2 separate regions of the Homo sapiens genome follow, and region 2 is linked to region 1. The links are chromatin contacts, found by Hi-C or POLR2A ChIA-PET in ENCODE. All regions are on one chromosome and are shown on one strand. Each heading gives the region's core, a stretch centred on a gene start or an enhancer-like site at or near the end of the contact. The rest is flanking DNA. Distances are from core to core; before and after follow the strand shown.

What was found. Hi-C counts contacts between places; a loop is a spot of excess contacts on that map. ChIA-PET counts read pairs that join two places held with the same protein, here RNA polymerase II (POLR2A). Pooled maps may share reads with other maps.
Region 2: a loop to region 1 is called in a pooled map, with 22 times the contacts of the local background. The contact joins the promoter of HNRNPF here to the promoter of MAPK8 in region 1. A Hi-C loop is called at or near these places in 1 of 37 single-sample maps with no recorded cell type and 7 of 50 pooled maps. POLR2A ChIA-PET finds 5 or more read pairs at or near these places in 1 of 52 experiments (naive thymus-derived CD4-positive, alpha-beta T cell).

Annotation. Positions count from the first base shown.
Region 1 is chr10:48,304,642-48,308,394 of GRCh38, forward strand. MAPK8 (mitogen-activated protein kinase 8) reads left to right here and starts at 2,036. Exons shown (of 12, transcript NM_001323329.2): 1 at 2,036-2,180. RefSeq lists a silencer at 1,667-2,616.
Region 2 is chr10:43,407,078-43,410,772 of GRCh38, forward strand. HNRNPF (heterogeneous nuclear ribonucleoprotein F) reads right to left here and starts at 2,109. Exons shown (of 4, transcript NM_001098204.2): 1 at 2,054-2,109. RefSeq lists silencers at 79-448, 1,729-1,848, 2,299-2,528 and enhancers at 619-678, 819-868, 836-1,439, 879-1,218, 1,949-2,008.

The DNA of each region.
Region 1 (3,753 bases), core at 786-3,285:
TGCTCTCATGATATTTTAATGCCAGTCTGGTCCTTTTCCAAGATTCCCATCTTGGTAAACCAGCACTAACATCCATCCTTGGCCACAAGCCAGAAACCTTTGAGTTTTCCTTGATGACTCCCTCTCCTTCATTGCCCCACATAACCCATCACTTGGAGAATGTGCAAGTTCTGCCCGTTGGACCTCCTAAATAATTCACAGATCTTTCCATGTCCATCAACTATTTCCATGACCATCACCCTAGATCAAGCTTCCACCTCTTACCGTCTAGGCTACTCCTACATCCACCTGGGCTCTTTCCAATAAGGAATCTTTTCAAGAAGCTATTCTGACCATGCCACACCCTTTGCTGAATATGTCAGGGGCTTCCCATTGCACTTAGGATAAAAAGATTTTCAACATGGCCAATATGGATGTCCTACGTTTGGTCCCTTTACCAATCTTCCTGACTTCATCTCATAGCTCCTTCTTCCTTGCTCCTCCAGCAGAGCTGGCCTTTCCTGAATTTCTCCATCTTATCCTGCTTAATCTCATCAGAGGACCTTTGCGTGCAAAGCTACCTCTAAAATATTCTCTGTCTAGTCAAACCTATTCCCAGCTCAAGTGACAGTTCCTCAGGGAAATCTTTTCTGGCCTTATTAACTAGTGTATTAATTGGTTTCATAGTATTATGTATCCTTAACAATTTGTATTATAAAACAGTGATAATTTTGCGTTTACTATTATTACTTTCATAGTACAGTGATTAAATCTGTAAACTCTACTGTATTGCCTGGCACTGAATGGGCATGCAATAAATAATTATTGCAGGAACAAAGGATGGCAGGAAGGAAATTAAGAAGGTTGAGAGGGAGGGAGAGAGGAAATGGGAAGAGAATGAATGAATAATCATCTGTATGTTCCCTTTCAGAATCACCAGAAACAGGCCAGCCCCACATGTAATAGGAAAGTAGTTTACCTGAAATCATTCATTTATTCAACAAATATTTATATATTCATTATTAAAGTAACTTACTTGTTTCTGATTGTGAACATAACTATTCCTCTCGGAAAACATGAGAAAATACCCAAAGTATAAACGAGAACCAAGTCACCCTTTATTCCATAGTCCAATGATGAACCATTGTTAACATAATTTGGTGTATTTCTTTCCAGGTTTTTTCTATGTGTATATATAGTATCTAAGTGGGACCATTCTATATATGACTTGTTTCTTGCTTCTTTCTCTTAATGATACATTGTGAACATGTTCCTATGTTGTTAAGAATTCCTTGAACACATGGCATTTAAATTGCTAAAATGTATTCTACCGAATGGTGTAGGTAGTTCAAACGCCTTTCCACCCGTTGTTGGATATTTAAAGGACTTGTCAATTTATCGCTTCTGTAACATTTACACGCTTTGTGGGGCCTCAGAAGTAAACCAGGTAATGCAAGGAATCTGGGAAGAGGTGGATTTGCAAGGAATCTCGGAGGAGGTGGATTTTGGAAAAACTGGAGGCAGCTTTTCCCGGGCAGCTGAAGAGAACACTTATCTCTCTGTAGGTTTCTGGGACCCGGACAGGTGTCCTCAGAATGGAACATATTGTCGGTCAAGGTAACCAGCTCTTCATCACTCAGGTGTGTGTACCGGAAGGGGGTGCCTGTTCGCTGCGCAGGTTAGGCCTAAGCGCACCTGCCCTTCAACCCTGTGCCGACGAGGCCCGAAGGCTTAAGCTCTGACCTGGCTACCGCCGCCAACCAGATGCGGTCCCCTGGGGCCACGCGCCGCCACGTGCCGCCACAGGGCCCGCCCCTCCCGCTCCAGGCCACGCCCCTCACCCACAGCCCTCGGAGGCTCTCTCCGCGGCTCCGCCTCCAAGCGACCTCCGCAAGTCCTCTCGTAACCCCTGGAGTAGCGCCGTCCCCGGGCGGCGGCCCCGCCCCCGCAATCCGGGCCCCGGGGCTGCCCCGCCCCGCCGGCCGCTCGGGAGGCGCGGGGGCGGGGCCCTGCGCGATGACGTGCGCGGGCGTGCGCGGTGACGGCCCGCGTCTCTGTTACTCAGCCGAGCGGCCGAGGCCGGACGACGCGGCTTGGATTGCGGAGCCGCGAGCAGCGCTGGGTAACGGCCGCGGCGACCACCCCGGACGGCCCCTGTCCCCGCTGGCGGGCTTCCCTGTCGCCGTTCGCTGCGCTGCCGGGTGAGTGCGGCGGACGCCGCAGGGCCGGGACGGCAGGCGGCCCCGTCGTGTTTATGTTATTGTGCCGCTGCCGCCGCCGCCGCCTTCTCCTCAGCCGTAACCCCCTCCTGGGAGTGGGGGCGGGAGCGCGCGGTGGGCGGGGGCGGCGCGGGAACAATAGCGGCGCGGAGGCGGGGGCCAGCCGAGGGGGCGTGGGGCTGCGGGACCTGGGTGCGCTCCGCTGCCCGCCAGCCCGCCTGCCGCCGCGAGCCCCGCCCGCCTGTCCTCTCGCGTCCTCTTCGCGTGGGTCCTGCCTCCGCGGCGGGAGAAGAAAATGGAGCGGGGGGGTGGGTGGCAAGTTCTGAAACACTTCGGCAAGGGTCGGACGGAGGTGTCTTTGCGGCCCGCCGCGCCCTGGCTGCCTCCGGGGCGGCGGGGAGCCGGGGAGAGCGCTTCTGCCGGCAGGTCCCCAAGCCTGCCCCGCGCCCATAGGGACCGTATTTTGCTTCTCGATGCTTTCTTTGTGCTAACGTTCTGGGCGAACGCAGGCAGCAGCGCTGAAAAGGGCCAGAGTGGCCTGCAGCTCTGGGCTGCAGGGCAGAGAGCCCAGGCCCGTGGCTCGGGTGGGAGGTGTCCATCCAGCTTGGCCCGAGCTTCGGTGGTCAGCGCGCATTTCTCTTGAGGGTCATCGGTGGTGACCTTTTGACTTTTTCACCCCACCCTCCCATCTCTTTGTCTCGCATTTGTGTTCCCGATTCAGAGATGGTAGAACCAAGTCCATTTTAAAGTACCCTGATGAACACTTTCCGTTTTTATTTCTGAAAGTTCCCTGCTTGGTCTTTACTGCGAATTTAATAACATGTTGACTACATGGCATTGTCCAGTGATTACTATTTTTACCTCTGAAATCCAGCGATCTTTCCAGTAGAATTCTGGTCCGTCAGTCCATTGTGTTTTGAGATAAGCATCCAGCAAGTACCTCCTTGGCAATTAGAACATCTGTTTTTTCATTCATTCATTCATTCAGCAGCTGTTTAGTACCGTACTCAGATGAAGAGGTTTGGTGTGAAGGTAAAGTATCCTTTCATGGAAGAGGATGCTTTGACTGAAGTATAATAGATGGACCTTTAAATGAGACAGTTACATAAGTGATGTCTGTTAAGGAAGGTATGGTTATATTCTGGGTCATTTTTTAAGCAGTATATCTGGAAGTTCAAGTGTAATAGGAAGTAGAATTAGATTTGGTCTAAATATACAACAGCTTTTATTTATTTCTAAATTTTATTTTTTCCAGTCTTGCAGCCTTACAGTCATTTGTAATGGTTACCTCAGATTCCCCTGCTGTGGTTAACGTTAAACCTAGGAGGTCAGATGCTCTAAGTGAACATGTTTAGTGCTGTGCCTGACAAAAGCAAGCAATCAAAATGGGACTTCCTTGAGGGCAGGCCTGTCTTGCATCTGTTTCTCCACCACCTAGCCTGGAATATAGTAAGTGTTCAATAAAAGTCGGATTGATGAAAAGCTCTTTGTAATTGATAATATTTAAAATCAAGCCTTAAAAAAAACCGTAATGTTCTCCATAAAGTTTTGGAAG
Region 2 (3,695 bases), core at 859-3,358, 4.9 Mb before region 1:
AAGTAGAAAGAATTATATGCGTGTATTTTTGGAAGAATTAAGATGACTTTTGGGACGGAACGACTGAAAACTACGCTTTCAGAACTCCCTGCCGCCTGAGGCTGTGGCCCTGACCCCGGCGCAGGGCCCGCCCCGCGCGGTTCCGGGAAGCCGCCGCCGCCGCCCGTTGCCCTTCGCGCGCAGCCGCCAGCGCGCGCCTCGCGTCCCGCCACGCAGATGGCCGGCCCGAGCCCCCAGCGCCCGCGAGCAGTTTCGAGAACTAAAGAGGCGCGTCAGCTCGTCCCCGGGCCGCCCGCGGGCAATGGCCGAGCTCGGCTCTCCTTCCACCCTCCGCCGGGACACACGCGGAGCCGAGCGGGGGTCCCAGGCGCCTAGGGGGAGGGGTTCCCGCGCCCGGGGCGGCCTTGGGGGGAGGGCGAGTCGGGTGCCTTGCTCCTCAAAACCCTGGTCCACGACTCTGCGGTTGGGGGAGCCGGGCAGCCGGCGCAGCAGGAGCCGGGCCCCGTCCACAAGTTTCCTACGAGCAGGGCGGAATCGACGAAAATACTTAATACAAACAAACAAAAGGAAAAAAAAAAGGACGACTAAGCTGAAGAGCGCGCACGAGTCAGATTTTCACCCCAAATACAAACACGATACCTCTAGGAGCAGGAGACCAATACAGGGACCGCGCTCCGAGGACACGCGGCGCAGCCGAGGAGGAAAAAGGGCCCGGGGCCGAGAGCTAAGGCTACGGGAACCGGGCGTGGGAGGAGGGCGGAGCCAACTCCCCACAAGGAAGTCTTGTGCAACTCTCAGGCGCCTGCAGCCACGTGAGCGCGCGGCTTTCATTTTACTCAGGTATTATTACTATTATTACTTCTTTTGAGACAAGGTCTCATTTCCGTCGCCCGGCTGGAATGCAGTGGCACAATCACTGTCACTGCAGCCTCGACCTCAGAGCAAGCGACCCTCCCGCCTCAGCCTCCCGAGTAGCTGGGACAACAGGCGCGCGCCACCACACGTGGCTAATTTTTTTTTCTTTACTTTTCAGTAGAGACAGTCTATGTTGCCCAGGCTTGTCGGGAACTCCTGGGCTCAAGAGATCCTCCCGGCTGGGCCTCCCACTGCGCCAGGCCTGTTCTCACTTTCAGAGCCCTCCGGCAGTCGCCAGCTCCCCGCCAGGGGGCCGGACTAACGCACCCGGCCGTCCGTGCCTTCCCCGCGCTTTCCTGACTCCAAAATCTCAGCCCGCGGTGCTCACCGCGTGGGACCACTGTCTGGGCGTGCGGCTCTCGACCTCCGACGCTGCGTCTCCCGATCCCAGTGGGTCCAGTTCTTGCCGGTCCCACGTACGGGCCCCTCGACCTCGAATCCCGTCACCCAAATCTCAGCGCCACGGCCCCTCATTATGTGCAGTCCTCGCTCGGTCCCAGGTTTGCGGCGCTTAAACTCAGATCGCTCTTCCCTGATCCCAAATCCCAGCCCCAGCCCAACGATCCCCACCCCAATAGGCCCAGTCCCCAGGTAGTCCGGGTACGGGGCCCTGGACTTCGGATAGTCTCCCTAATCTCAAATCCCACCCCCCGTCCCCACCCCCAGGGGGACCCGGTCCCCGCTAGGTCCCGGGTGTGCGGCCTTCGACCTCGGAGACTTCGGCCGCCCCTCACCTCGGCCTCCGAGTCTCTACACTCCCGCTCTCATATCAGGCACCCCGGTGGTCCCTTGGAGCACCTAGAGGAGGGTGGGACGCGGGGAACTTGGCAGTTGTAGCAGAGGCAGTTGAGGCTTGTTGACCATCACCATGGAAACCCCCGCCTGCGAGCACGGGGCGGAGCCTACGAGGGGCGGGGTCAGGCGCGCTGCCGGCCCCAATCCTCAGCGCCTGCCCGTCGAGCGCACGCGGCTTTGCCGGAAGCCCTCCTGCTCCCGGCGAGCCAGGCCCCGACTAGGCCCTACTGCCCGGCTCAGCCCTTTGCCCTGGACACCAGGAAACAGAAGCCCAAGGAGCCCGCGTCCCCACCCCCTGCTACCTGCCGGCGTGACAGCGATTCGGTGGCCCCCCGAACCCCACCTTGAGGAAGACGCGGCGCAGTCCTGCTTCCACGACGGAGCCGGAAGGACGCAAGGACCGCGGCAGGGCGGAGTTTCTGCGTCCGGCGTCCGGGGGCGGGGCCGCGACGGCGCATTGTGACGCGCCAGAGCTGAGCCGCCGGTTGGCCGGCTGGGCGCGGAGCAGAGCCGACACGGCTGGCGGGGGAGGCGGTGGAGGCGGACAAGCGAGGACGTTTCTGGAGAGGAGAAGGGAGGGGAGGGGAGGGGATAGGGGGAGGGGGAGGAGGAGGAGGGAGTGGAGCGGCGGGAAAGATCCCTCTGACTGCCCCTGAGGCCCTGGAGGAAGGACACTGGTGAGCCCCGCAGGACACTGAAATGTGCGCCGAAAGGACGCCTGATGGAAGACTAGGATGGGAAAAGGAAATGAGAGCCGATGGCAGGGCGTGGTGGCGCAAGCCTGTGGTCCCAGTAATTTGGGAGGCTAAGGCGGGAGAATCGCTTGAGCCCGGGAGGTCGAGGCTGCAGTGATCCGTGACTGCTCCATTGCGTCCAGCCTGGGCGACAGAGCGAGGCGCTGTCTCAAAAAATAAAATAAGGAAAGTAGTACACTGAAGGCCGGGCGCGGTGGCTCACGCCTGTAATCCCACCACTTTGGGAGGCCGAGGCGGACGGATCAGGCGGTCGGGAAATCGAGACCATCCTGGCCAACATAGTGAAACCCCTACTAAAATACAAAAAAATTAGCCAGGCGTGGTGGCGCGCGCTTGTAGTCCCAGCCACTCGGGTGGCTGAGGCAGGGGAATCGCTTGAACCCGGGAGGCGGAGCTTGCGTGAGCCGAGATCGCGCCACTGCACTCCAGCCTAGCGACAGAGCGAGACTACGTCTCAAAGAAAAAAAAAAAAAAAAGGTACACTGAGTACTCCGGAGACCGCCTAAAGGGGTCTCAGAGCAGGGCGTTAGGAGGGATTTGTCAGGTTGAAGTTGCTCAGGTGATAAATTCCGTGGTGTGAGAAGCCCCCAAACCTCAGAATGTAACTCAGACCCAGGTCGAGGGCAAGATTTTCAGTCACAGAGCACCTGAACACACAGATTTGGTGGCTAATGGCTAAGCCAGGGACAGATTTTCTTTCTTTTCTTTTTTTTTTTGATGTATTGTAGGGCTAATAATTGTAACCATTTTATTTTGGTGGATCTTCTTCATGAAGAGATGATGTCAAGGCACTCATCACAGGTTAAGCTGAACATTGTTACTATTGTTATTATTTCCAGACTGAGTATCGCCCTGTCATTCAGGCGGGAGTGCAGTGGTACAATCACGGCTCACTGCAGCCTCGACCTCCTGGGCTCAAGCGATCCTCCTGCCTCAACCTCCTGAGTAGCACCACCACTCTCGGCTAAATTTTGTATTTTTTGTAGAGGCGAGGTTTCGCTGTGTTGCCCGGGCTGGTCGGGAACTCCTGGACTCAAGCCATCCGCCCACCTACGCCTCCCAGAGTGTTGGGATTACTGGATTGAGCCACGCATCTGGCTGAACGTTATTTTTTAAATCACCAGAGAAAGTAAAGGAGTGCTCAAAATAGTGTCAGATGATGAGTGGGATGATTGTGATGAAGGAAGGAGTTTGTTAAAAGAAAAAGCTAGTTCCAAGAAAGAGAATGGA